2 separate regions of the Homo sapiens genome follow, and region 1 is linked to region 2. A link is a contact called in ENCODE Hi-C or POLR2A ChIA-PET data. All regions are on one chromosome and are shown on one strand. Each heading gives the region's core, a stretch centred on a gene start or an enhancer-like site at or near the end of the contact. The rest is flanking DNA. Distances are from core to core; before and after follow the strand shown.

Evidence for each region. Hi-C counts contacts between places; a loop is a spot of excess contacts on that map. ChIA-PET counts read pairs that join two places held with the same protein, here RNA polymerase II (POLR2A). Pooled maps may share reads with other maps.
Region 1: a pooled map shows a loop between it and region 2 (2.3-fold over the local background). The contact joins two enhancer-like sites. A Hi-C loop is called at or near these places in 1 of 37 single-sample maps with no recorded cell type and 6 of 50 pooled maps. POLR2A ChIA-PET finds 5 or more read pairs at or near these places in 2 of 52 experiments (OCI-LY7 and activated CD8-positive, alpha-beta T cell).

The regions. Positions count from the first base shown.
Region 1 is chr20:51,649,064-51,656,231 of GRCh38, forward strand. All of the region lies in intron 14 of ATP9A (ATPase phospholipid transporting 9A (putative)), which reads right to left. Among named protein-coding and RNA genes, the nearest start is that of NFATC2, 110 kb to the left of the region's middle. Within about 2 kb of position 1,693, at least 4 of the 41 ENCODE cell types and tissues checked have a DNase peak (open chromatin) inside an H3K27ac peak, as active enhancers do; they include OCI-LY7, where a contact is called at or near this core.
Region 2 is chr20:51,397,133-51,403,303 of GRCh38, forward strand. It overlaps NFATC2 (nuclear factor of activated T cells 2), which reads right to left. Exons shown (of 11, transcript NM_012340.5): 10 at 1,511-1,598. The coding sequence ends at 1,555. Among named protein-coding and RNA genes, the nearest start is that of MIR3194, 53 kb to the right of the region's middle. RefSeq lists an enhancer at 3,314-3,783. Within about 2 kb of position 3,404, at least 8 of the 41 ENCODE cell types and tissues checked have a DNase peak (open chromatin) inside an H3K27ac peak, as active enhancers do; they include OCI-LY7, where a contact is called at or near this core.

The DNA of each region.
Region 1 (7,168 bases), core at 443-2,942, 250 kb after region 2:
GGAAGGGACCAAAGAATAAAAATAAAAAATAAAAATTCCACTGCACTTGGAAGATGCAGAGTGTCTGAACATTACCTCCAAACAGGGCACCCTGTTTGGCTAAAAATAGCCAGAGACTGTGGTACTTCATCCAGTATCAGCCCTGAGTCTCCCACACACAGGCATCTTCACTCTCTGGAGCACTTCAGGAGTTTACAAAGCACTTTCAAGCCATCATCCCCTGGGGAGGAAAGTGGTATTGTGGGTTGCATAGTCCAGACTCTAGGCATGGGCTGTCTGGTTTTAATCGTGCCAGCTATGCGACCATGGGAACTTTCCTTAGCCAACTTACACTTCATCTACAAAATGGGCACAATCATTGTGACTCTATCATAAGAGGGGCTCATAGCCCAGGGCCTGGCACAGAGCAGGTATTCAATAGGTGATCATTTCTCACTGCCGTCAGTACCACTGTTATCACCATTACTACCTCATCTTTAGCAAGGACCTGTGAAGTCAATGGCCCTAGTCCCTCTTTACCTTTGAGGAGGCTGAGGTGCAGCAATGATTTGCTTAAAATCGCACAGCTAGGCCGGGTGCAGTAGTTCACGCCTGTAATCCCAGCACTGTGGGAGGCCAAGGCGGGCAGATCACTTGAGGTCAGGAGCTCGAGACCAGCCTGGCCAACATGGTGAAACCCTGTCTCTACTAAAAATTCAAAATTAGCCGGGCGTGGTGGTAGATGCCTGTAGTCCCAGCTACTTGGGAGGTGAGGCAAGAGAATTGCTTGTACCTGGGAGGCGGAGGTTGAAGTGAGCCAAGATCGTACCACCGCACTCCAGCCTGGGCAGCAGAGCGAGAATCCGTCTCAAAAAAAAAAAAAAAAAATCACACAGCTGATTGAATTGAAAGTTACAAGTTAAACATGGCCAGCAATTGCACTGCAGAAGCAGGGAAGGCCAATGTGATGCCCTCACCTTCCATGAAAGTGAGTAGACAGGGTCTTGAAATACAGACATGCATTTATGCCACTGGGAGGCTACAGGAACCCACGGCAGATGTTTCAGTAAAACTCAGCCCTCGCTGAGGTCACAGTGCAATGATATTCCATGTCCTGGCACATTTGTAAAAACTGAGCTACTAAAAGCAAAGTGTAAAGCTGCATCTATAATTTACAGTTGTGCTTTTAAATTTTAAAAAATACTTTAATAGGCTGGGTGTGGTGGCTCACGCCTGTACTCTCAGCACTTTGGGAGGCCAAGGTGGGTGAGTCACAAGGTCAGGAATTTGAGACCAGCCTGGCCAATATGGTGAAACCCCGTCTCTACTAAAAATACAAAAATTAGCTGGGCGTGATGGCGTGCACCTGTAGTCCCAGCTGCTCGGGAGGCCGAGGCAGGAGAATCACTTGAACCCAGGAGACGGAGGTTGCAGTGAGCCGAGATGGTGCCACTGCACTCCAGCCTGGGTGACAGAGTGAGACTCCGTCTCAAAAAAAAAAATAAAAAATAAAAAATATATATATATTTTAATGAAGCGTGAGGGTAATTCTAATACATGCAAAGAATTATCTCTGCAAGTATACTCAGATATTAATAACAGCGGGTGTCGCAGAGGAAGAAGCCTGGGAGAATGGAAGTCAGGGAAGGAGAGCAACAGGCTTCTCACTCTGTGCCATGAGCATGTGCTAGCCATGGAGACACTCTGCATGTTACCTAGAACTGCTGATTCATTGCTCTGGAATTATTCAGCTATTCAAGACCCAGTGAAATACAGCAAGCAGCTTTCATTCATACACACACATGTGCATCCATGTGCACACACATACTAACATGGCACACAGGAAAATACATCACACATACACACACACACACACACACGTATACCTGAACACAAGCGTAAGTCCTACAGAAATGTGAAAGTCATATGACTTTCTTTTTTTTAAATTTTTTTTTTGAGACAGTCTCGCTCTGTTGCCCAGGCTCGAGTGCAGTGGTGCAATCTCGGAAAGCCATATGACTTTCTAAAGGAAGTTACTTAATTCACCCTCCTTCCTGTTTAATTATATGTACTACAGCATGATTCTGTACTGGTCCTCTCTCTCTCTCTCCATATATATATATACACACACACACACAAAGTAAATATTATTTTATATATTTATATATTATGTCAATATTTAAATTATTATTTACATAATATATATTTACATAATATATTATATAATATATATTTACATAATATATTATATAATATATATTTACATAATATATTATATAATATATATTTACATAATATATTATATAATATATATTTACATTATATATATTTCTTTACATATTTATAATATGTAAATATTTACATATTATAAATATGCATATCATATATTATATAAATACACATAAAATAAAATAAATATATATGTATATTTAAATATGCATACATTTAGAAGGAGTCTGAGAAAATCTATACCAGAACATAAACAGTAGTAGTTATCGCCAGGTGGCAAGAATCACAGGTTATTTTTTATCTTCTTTTTGATTCTACAATTTCTCCCTTTTCTGTAGTGAAGACATTAGTACTTGTGATTTTAAAACCTTTTTTGGCCAGGAGTGGTGGCTCACGCTTGTAATCCTAGCACTTTGGGAGGCTGAGGTGAGTGGATCATTTGAGGTTAGGAGTTTGAGACCAGCCTGGCCAGCATGGTGAAACCCTGTCTCTACTAAAAATATAAAAATTAACCAGGCATGGTGGTGGGCACCTGTAGTCCCAGCTACTCAGGAGGCTGAGGCAGAAGAATGGTTTGAACCCGGGAGGCGGAGATTGCAGTGAGCCAAGATCACACCACTGGGCGACAGAGCAAGACTCTGTCTCAAAAGCGCCTGGCCAAAAAAAGAAAAAAAGTTTTTTAAATATGAAAAATTCATGGAAAAGACAAGTGAATGAGCCATGGACAGAGCTGATCCTAGCTGCTTACAGGACAGCACCTCCTGGCTCAAACCAAGAAACAAAGGCTTGGAAAGTTGCATTATCACCAAGGCCCCCACTGCCACTCCCCACCACCCACTCTCGACACTGTGGAACATCCTGGAAATGGTGGGATGCTGTCAGGGCTGAGGCCTGCTCGCTCCAGCATCTGAGCAGTGCTCCGCTCCTCCGGGTCCGACTGTATCTATTTCATTTCCTCCGTGACTTACTGTACGGTGGCAGGGAGGGCCCAGCGCCCCCAGGCTGTAATCGATAGCTGAATAAAGACACTTCAAGGTTCCCCAACTGGAATGTGCACAGGAAACAAATTTAGGAAATCCTGCTTTCTGTTACAGGAAATGAATCCTACGCCAACTGGTAGAAATTACTCCAGCAGCTCCCAAGTAAAATGCATACTGGTTTCTACACATGTTCCATAAACTGACCTTGCCTAGGCTAGCAATGTTTTATTGATATTGAATTTCAAAGGCACGATTCTAGAGCCAGCCAAGTCTATGCAGAATCCTACAGGGACTTGGAAACAGTACGGCTTTCTGAAAGATTTCACCTTAACTAGATTTAGCCTCCTCTGAGCCTCATGAGGCATTTATATAAACCTATTTGTATTTGGCAGTAGGCGGCCTCTGAAGTAGTTTTTAGAAGGCTGATCAGGAAGACATTAACAATGACTATACCTTTAGTAAGATTATGGGCTACTTTTTACTTTTCTGATCAATGCATTCATGTGTTCTACTATAGACATAAAATAACTGTGCAATACAAAATAATAAAAGTTGTAAAAAAAAAACCACAGCAAGGCCAGTCGCAGTGGCTCACGCCTGTAATCCCAACACTTTGGGAGGCCAAGGCGGGCGGATCACGAGGTCAGGAGATCGAGACCAACCTGGCTAACACGGTGAAACCCCATCTCTACTAAAAATACAAAAAAAAATAGCCGGGCGTGGCAGCGTGTGCCTGTAGTCCCAGCTGCTGGGGAGACTGAGGCAGAAGAATGTTGTGAACCCGGGAGGCAGAGCTTGCAGTGAGCCGAGATCACGCCACTGCACTCCAGCCTGGGTGACAGAGCAAGACTCCGTCTCAAAAAAAAAAACAACCACAGCAAAAAGGTAACACTGGCCTCTGAAGACACCAAAGGCCAAAGGAAAGTAGTTCTTTTTTTTTTTCTCAATCATGATTCAGAATCTTAGAAAAACAAGACAAATCTGATTTCAAGTGCAATTCATCCACAGAAGAGATAAAGTACCATTCACTTTGAGAAAAAGCGGCCGAGAAGTGCAAAGCATTCCATGAAAGATTTATCCTCATGGAAAAATCTTTGCACAGCCCTAAAACAAATACACCAAAGTCCAGTGGGAGCAGAGGAGTGGGCAACGGGCATTAAAGCCTCCAGAGATGCCAACAGGAGCATCAGGGGCCTCAGGCAGGACTTGCTTCTCAGATCATCAGCATCTGGAGCTTGCTCAAATTTGAATTCCGCTGGGTGCGGTGGTTACGCCTGTAACCCCAGCACTTTAGGAGGCTGAGGCAGAGAGATCACTTAAGCTCAGGAGTTTGAGACCAGCCTGGCTAACATGGGGAAAACCCTGTCTCTACTAAAAATACAAAAATTTGCCAGGCATGGTGGCGCACTTCTGTAATCCCAACTACTTGGGAAGCTGAGGCATGAGAATCGCTTGAACCCGGAAGGTGGAGGTTGCAGTGAGCCGAGATCATACCACTGCACTCCAGCCTGGGCGACAGAGCAAAAAAAAAAGGCCTGGCACGGTGGCTCACGCCTGTAGTCCCAGCACTATGGGAGGCTGAAGGATCACTTGAGGTCAGGAGCTCAAATAAAATAAAATAAATTTGAATTCCATCAAATACCCACAGGTTACTGGTTCCAAGTCCATAGCTACCAAAAATATGGCCCTCTCTGACATCGCTATTCCACAGTATCATTCCCAAAGGGAAAAACAGACTAAACCTGCCAAGCCACAGAAAGAAGAAATGATGATAAACCTGAAATTGTCACTTACTATGGCACAAGTCCAAGTAGATCAGGACAATCACCCAAACCTACCCTCCCTCCCCCTCTCTCTTTCTGCACACAATTCCCATCTCAGAAGGTAGCCAGGGGTGTACAACATTTTTCACTCCTAAAAAGCCTGGTTCAAATGTCAACAGTCACGGATGAACTGGGTTTTATAGCTTGAGCTATTCCACAAACACCCTGCAGGCTGGAAGGAGGAGTCTCCCAGGTGACAAATTCCACTGCCCAAAAAAGGGAGAAAGAAGCACCAGGACACAGAAGATGACACTCAAGCGTTCTTCCATTTGTGAACTTTGGGAAAGATGTTCATTGTGCCATCCCCCAACCGCCAGGAACCGCAGGCTCACTGATACTTGCAAATTGGTCCAGAACTTTAGGAGCCCCATTCTTCCTAAAATGGGTTAAAAAAAAAATTGGGATTCCTCCCAATGTTGGTACAAGAGTTAAATGTTTAAAAAAAAAAAAAAATTCTGGGAAGCACTCTGGCCATAGTTACCATGAGCCTTATGCTCATTTAAAGCCGGGCATGGTGGCACACGCCTGTAGTCCTGACTACTCAGGAGGCTGAGGTGGGAGGATGGCTCATACCCACGAGTTCAGGGCTGCAGTGAGCCATGATTGCACCTATCAAGAGCCGCTGCACTACTCCAGCCTGGGCAACATAGCAAGACCCCATCTCTAAAAATAAAATACTCATTCAATTTGACCCACAAGATATACTGACTGCCTACTTGGGGCTTCACAACAGCCCCACTGTGGGGGTTCCATGGCACAGATCTGGAGGCACAGCAAGCATAAGTAACTGCCCAAGTGTGGAGCTGGATCCCGGGAGTAAGTCACACACTATACTGTGTCACACAAGCCTCCTCCCTAGGGGCCTGGGGCTGTCTTGTTAGCACTAATATCACAGTGTTAGTCTACTCAAAAGTATCTCTTGAATTCATAAACCCAATCACGCCACTTCTAGAATTATAAGGTGTAAGGATGTTCATTGCAAAATACTTATAAATATCATTGCTAAAAATTAGGAATAACCTAAGTTCCTACAGTATGAGAAGTTCCAATTATGAGAATAGTTAGGATATTAGGGTATATGCATAGGTAGCAATTCTTAAAGAATGCTTTCAATAATATTCAAGATGATTAGAAAACAGAAATGATAAAATAGTAAGTGAAAAAAGGAGGATACAAACTATATCAATAGGAAAATTCACGTTTTAAAAAGTAAATTAAAAGATATTGAAAGGTGGCCGGGCGCTGTGGCTCACACCTAAAATCCCAGCACTCTGGGAGATGGAGCCGGGAAGATCGTGCCACTGCACTCCAACCTGAGTGACAGAGCAAAACAAAAACAAACAAACAACACCTCAACAACAAAAAGAAAAACAGACAAAGTGAAAATGGATAAAGGATATGGATAGACATTTTTCCAAAGAAGATAAACAAATGGCCAATAAGCATACGAAAAGACGCTCAACATCAGGGGCCATCCGGAAAATACAAATCAAAACCACAATGAGATACCGCTCCACACTGACTAGAACGTCCAGAATCCAAACAACTGACAGTAACAAGGATTGACCGAGATGTGGAGAAACGGAAACTGTCATACGTTGCTGGTAGATACGTAAAATAGCGCAGCCACTTTTGGAAAACAGACAGACAGCTCCTCAAAAGGTTAACTATAGAGTCACCATATGACATTGCCAACCCACTCCTAGGTATATACCCAAGAGAAACAGAAATCTACACCCACTCAAATACTTGTACACAATTGTCCATAGCAGCATTATCTATATAGACAAAAAAAAAAATCCAAATGTGCATTAATTGATGAATGGATAAATAAAATGTAATATATCCATAAACAGATTATTATTCAGTGATAAAAAGGAATGAAGCATTGATGAGTGAATATGCATGGATGAATCTTGAAAACATCACACTAAGTAAAACAGGCCAATCACAAAAGGCCACCTATTGTATGGTTCCAGATGTTTGGAGTGTCTGTCATAGGCAAATCTATAGAGGTAGAAAGTAGATTAGTGGGTGCTTTAGGGCTGGAGGAATGAGGAAGACAAGGGAGTACAGCAGGAAAGTGGGTATAGAATTTCCTTTGGGGTGATAAAAATATCCTAATTTGATTGTGATGATGGTTGCAAAAAAAAAAAA
Region 2 (6,171 bases), core at 2,154-4,653:
GCCTCCCAAAGTGCTGGGATTACAGGCGTGAGCCACCATGCCCAGCCCTTCCCCTCTGACTTCTTCTGTCTCAAAACTGAAAAGGCCTGTTACTTGAAACAGAGCTCTCCCAGACCTCTGCTTTACACTTACTAAGTAACTTCCCAGTGTTCATCTTCTCCAGGGAAACCTGGCCGTACTTGAGTGAGGCTCAGTGAAAAGAACATAAAACCCTCAATAGGACCCTCAATAGGACTGTAGCCCAGAGCTGTGGGTGGGGTCTGAAGAGTGATGGTGGAACAGCAGTAAATCCCCTCCCAGGCCACGCTGGTCAGAGTCAGCCACAGGCCTGAGCCGCTGGCTTGCCAAAGTCCCCAAGCCCAAGACACACATTAAAAAGGCATCGCCCTTCGACAAGTTCCCTGGGGGGCTTACAACCTCAGCACTGATATTTTACTTGCATTTTTATCCTCGGATGCAAAGTCCTGAGGACACTCCTGAGGGACTCCCCAGGAGCCGATTCCTCAGATGCAAAAAGTCCTGAGGAGGGACAGTGGCAGATGGCTGGAGAATGTGCTCCTCCCCCCAGGGCTTCCTTCTGCCATAGGGAAGTAGGGGTTCATCTCAGCAGGCCCCATCCTCTGGCAATCATGCTTCTCAAGCGTCAGCTCCCCTGGGTGTACTAATATAAACTCTAAGATGGGCTGGGCACTGTGTGTGCTGGTTTATTCCGATTAGAATATGGAGAAGATTAAATAACAGCAACAGCATCTAAGAAGCTGAGGCACAGAGAGGTAATGCAACCTTCCTTCCTCAATGTCTCATCTGGACTTCACACCCCAGGGCCTCCTGAAACCTGCACGATAAGGTCTTCTTAGCGGCCAGGCTCCTCTGTGGAGGCCCATCGAGGTGGATCTGCTGGGTGAGGGGCTCAGCCGAGCACCCTGGGAAACTCAGTTCCAAGGGGCTGATTTCAAATCCAGAAACCAAGTAGCAGAATCCTGCGACTTCAAAAGCCACAACAAGGAAGCCCCCCGGGAGGAGCTGAAACCTTGAGTGGAGGGAATCAGGATTGGAAATGACCTAAGCACAGGGCGGGGCTTCCTCAGTGGCTTCTTAGGTAGGTTTTCGGACCTCCCTGCCCACTCTGCTGTTCCCCAGTGCCGGACACCCACCACGGATGGAGAGCCTCATTTAACTGGACACCCACAACAAAGTGTGCAAAACCAAAAAGGAGCAGGCTCCAAAGACGTTGCTGCATTTTTCCACGCAGGCCAGCCCTGGAATCGGGGAGCATGCAAGTTAATGGGGCCTCATCCCCCCTTCTCCCGCCCAACCCTGAGATTCTCAGGGAGGTCCCCAGGAGTGTCCACTTCAGGAGTGGAGGGGTCTAGCCCTTAAGAGCAGGAGAATGAGAAGAGAGGGCCTTCAGCCTGTCAAGTTTTCTTATACTTTACTTAAAAAAAAAAAAATTCAAGTTAAGGAAACACACAGCTGGAAAACAAAAGGAGAAGCAGAAGATATCGATTACCTTTAACTTTGATTTCTCGGATCAAAGATCACAGTCATTCTGTTTCATAATATGTTTTGTATCCAGCTAAGGTGTGTGTCTATCAGCTCTGAAAAAGATTTGCAAAATCATTTTTGAGAAGAAAAAAAAAAATCACCTTTGATCTCTCTTACGCTTCCAACTCATGCCGATATCATCCAAGCCCAGGAGGGAACTTAACCCTTTGGCTCTAGTTTAAGCCAGAATTCTGCAACATCTTAGCATTTGTGCCAGAATTAACCCAACACTAGGGTAATAATCATGGAGATGAGGGACTCTGTGCAAAGTGCATTACATTATGTGGGGTGTGGGATCAGGGGAGCGTGTTCAGGGTGGACAAAAGGGCTGCTGTGGGTATGTGATGGGGTTTCAAATCATGGCCAACTACAAAGAGAAAATTAAGCTGGTTTCTGCTGCAGTCAAAGGAAAATCAGAATTTCATTAAAGATCTACTCAACTGTTATCTTCCTTCAGGCATCTACAGATACTAAACTGGGCCCCAGTTTCCTTCTTACTAGTGATATCACCTCAGTGGTCAGGGAAATTCATAAAACTGCACATTTTCTTCCTGTTTTTTGTCAACAATGGAAAAAAAAGCTCCTGCCCTATCAGAACAACGAAGGCACTTGAATGAGACCTGGGGAGTCTATTGTAAATAATACTCCTCTCTACATGTGTACAATGCCTGTGGCTTTCAAAACACCTGTCTTCCCAATCCCCTTTGGCCGAATTGGAATACCCAAGTCCATTCCAAATGCCTGATTTAGAAATGTTTTCTGAGTCCAATTTCTTACAGGGAATAATGCAGCGTTATTAGAAATGTCAAGTAAACTAGGATGCTTTTTCAAATAGAGGCATAAGCTCCCTGAAATCTCATCTTCAAGGGAGACAGAATGCTCAATAAATGAGATCCTTTCAGCGCTTATGCAGTTAGAGGCCTGGATTTCCCAATGTTGGGCTCCAACAGGAATTGGCTAGTTGGGGTTGGCTACTGCTGCCCTGGGGCAAAAGAAGCACTTCATCTCTCCTCCTTTTCTGACCATGCATCTCAGGCCATCTCCCAAAGCAAACATTTCCAGGTGGATGTGGCCCTAAGGCAGCTCCCACACTAAACTGCCCAGTCTCCACTTGAAACTGACTTCTTCCAAGTCCAAGAGCAGACAGTACTGTCGGATAATTCACTCAGGGCCTTAAAATACCACCTCTATCCTGACGATGGCCACATTAATGTTTTTAACCCAGACCATCACTCCTGAATTTCAGATTGCAATATCTACCTGCCCAAACTTCACAGGGCCAAAACCAATCTCTGGATCCTCACCCCTCCTCCCCGTGTCTCACCTGTTCCCATGATGGGAAACACACATTCTCTCTTTCCAGTTGTTCAGGCCAACCTGTGTGTTCCCTGACTCCTTGTTCACAGCCCACATCCCACCCACCCATACATGCTTCTGGATTTACCCCAGGTAGCCAGAAACCAACAACCTCCACTGCCACCCCGGCCCTACAGCAAGGTGATCCTGTTGGAACTGATGTTAGAGCACGCCACTCCCTGTTTTGCTCAGCTGACAGCTCTAAAGTTCTGTAATGACCAACACGTTGTCACTTTATCCATATCTACTCATTTAAGGAGCACTTCAGTGGATCTCAGGCATCAGGCACAGGTCTGAAGTCACACCCTTGGAGGAGTCGTTCGAATCTAGTTGGAACCCCAGGGACCAGGTTCTTCAGACCATCCACCCAGAACACGAGTTCTCTCTCCAAACCTTCAAACACCAAACCACATGGTGCCCAGTGTTAATATGGGGGGTGGGGGGGCACAATGGCGCTATCTCAGGGGACTCGAGAAACCAAGCCCTGTTCTGTCACCTTCTCAGAGAAATAGAAAGCATCACATGATGGCTCCGTCTGCAGCATTCGGAGGTGCAGCTTCCTGTTTAGTCATAGAGTTTCACTCTTTGTCAGCTTCTTTGTGGAAGACAGAGGCAGGGCCTGTCTTCATTCAACTGAGGCCCGAAATCAACTCGGGACCAGGCCACCGCCAAACACCCTCCTCCGCAGGTGGCTACTCGCTCTGCCTTCCTTCATCCTCACAGACATCTCCGGGGGTGGTGGTGAGAGTTCCATTTCTCAGGTCAAGTTAGTAAGGCAGAGAAAGATGGGGCGACTTGTCCAGGAACAGCCTCCTAGCATTGGGTAGAGACCAGATGTGGCCCCAGCTCTATGGGTACTAGTCCTGGGCTAGGGTTTCCCCAATTTGAAAGATCTTCTGGCTGCCCTGGGGCCTCTGTTAAAATGTAGACTCACATCAGAAGCTGTTGGAACATAAGCACTTCAACAGTGCCTCTGCCTCAGTCTCCCCAGCCACGAGATGGGGATGAGAACACTTCCTTGGCAAAGTCACTGAGGATTAAATGAGATGCTATAGGCCAGGCACAGTGGCTCATGCCTGTAATCCCAGAACGTTGGGAGGCCGAAGTGGGTGGATCACTTGAGGTCAGGAGTTTAAGACCAGCCCGGCCAATATGGTGAAACCCCGTCTCTACTAAAAATACAAAAATTAGCTGGGTGTGACGGCAGGTGCCTGTAACCTCAGCTACCTGGGAGGCGGAGGTTGCAGTGAGCTGAGATGGTGCCACTGTACCCCAACCTAGGCAACAGAGCAAGACTGTCTCAAAAAAATAAAAATAAATGAGATGCTATAGCTGGCTCATTGGCATGTGTTTATTAAGCCCACAATATGGTCCCCTAAAGAAGATGGAAGAGAAAGAGACAAAGACCAGTCTAAAAGAGGCCATTCCAATAACCAAGGATACCATTCTGTTTCCCTACATATTTAAATGGGAGGTAAGTCCATTGATCCACGTGAATGTGCTGGTCAGTTGTCAGTAATATGGAGATGCGGACGTCAAGAGAAAAGGCAGTATTTAGACTTACTACATGGTCCCTAAGTGTCATCTACAAATCCTCCCAAAGACACAGGGGTACCTCAAAAACCACAATTACTTTTGCGCCAACCTAATACAAGGTTACAGCCTAAGACCTATACAGTGGCCTTGCATTTTTACCCCAGGCATAAACTGGTGAGTCATCCCACTGATCCTATGGACTAGGTGATAATTTAAGATGTAAATTAGAAGTGGTTCACTGATGAGCTTAATCAATGGTGATAATTTTCATAAAAACACAAGGTGTCAACAAATAGCCATTACAGACAAAAGTACAGACCCAAGAATCTGTCTCCTTGACAAATATACAACTAGCTTCCCAGACTTCTGAGCTCACAGGCATGCACGTTTGAATGGGATGGAATTTAAGGGAAACCCTGCGTGCATCTCCGTGGTGGAACCAATGGGAATCAGGCACTGGTCTAAGGGACGTCCAGTTTTGTGTTTCTACAATGCAAGTCAGATGTCCCCTCCTAGCCAGTGTAGAATATGCTACCATCATCTCCATTGTCTGCTTTTTTGCAATGATTGCACATCAACTTACAATCTACGGAGAAACAATTGGTGACTTTCTCAACTAAGCTGCCCGACAAGGAAGGACTAACCAACTGTGTAAACTCAGACCTGAACTGCCCATTTCTATTCTCCAATTCAGCAGAATTTCTTCTGATTACATGCAACTAAGCTGCACCTCTCCTATCAAGCAACCACACGGCTTCTAAAGTAGCAACCACAGGCAGGAAAGCATTCTAAACAAACCACAGTTTACTTCCTTGTCCTTCAGCCAGTTCATCACCACCTCGGCCCCAACCCTCTGCTAAGAAACATCAGCCAACAGCACAAGCCCTGCAAAATAACTTGCTGCCTTTGGAAAAAAAAAAAGGCAAAAGAAAAGCACTTGTTACTATATTGAATTGAGACATAGGAAACAAACAGTAATTCAAACCCACAAATCAGCCTGTGATCACAAATGAGATAATAAAATAAATACCTGAGTTTTGGGGAAGACATATACCATAAACCCCCTCTGGGGGTTAGAGGAATTAACCAAACATTTCTTTTAAGACATTTGAGTATATGCCTCTTTGCTTATCCAAGAGAGATGGAATTGTAAGCAGGTCAGACACTCCCAGGTGGATTAGCAGGTGGGAGCAGTAAGAAAGATTTCCACCCTAACTTGCTTTGCTCATGTCACAGAATCATGCAAAACCTCCCCCTCTTCTGGGAGAAGGGGCAAAACCCCTGGCCTGGCTTCATAAAGATATTTCTTCAAATACCAACATGGCCCCTGATTCTTAGAAAGAATTCACTGGATATTTATTGAATTTCCAGTCCAGTCTCCATCTCGCCCTCCCATAAGTTCACCTTCCAGATCATTCTATGTTTACCCACATATGCCAGGACCAGCTCACAGCACAGGCCCAACATGGGACACACCTCCCCCCAACACATCCACATTCTCCCGAAGCCCAACTCAAGCGCACGTCCTGGAAGCAGAGGCATCCCTGGCCATGTCACAGTTTCTTCCACAAACCTTTGGATCTATCTTTTGTATTTTAAGTCTTGGATTTCCCATAAGAGATGTCAACCATACTCCCTCCATACCTTCCAGATTCACAGGCAAGAGAAGCCACTAGGCTTCCTGCAAAGAAATTTCTCAAGATCTGAGTAGGGACCAGGCTCTGTCTTAAATTT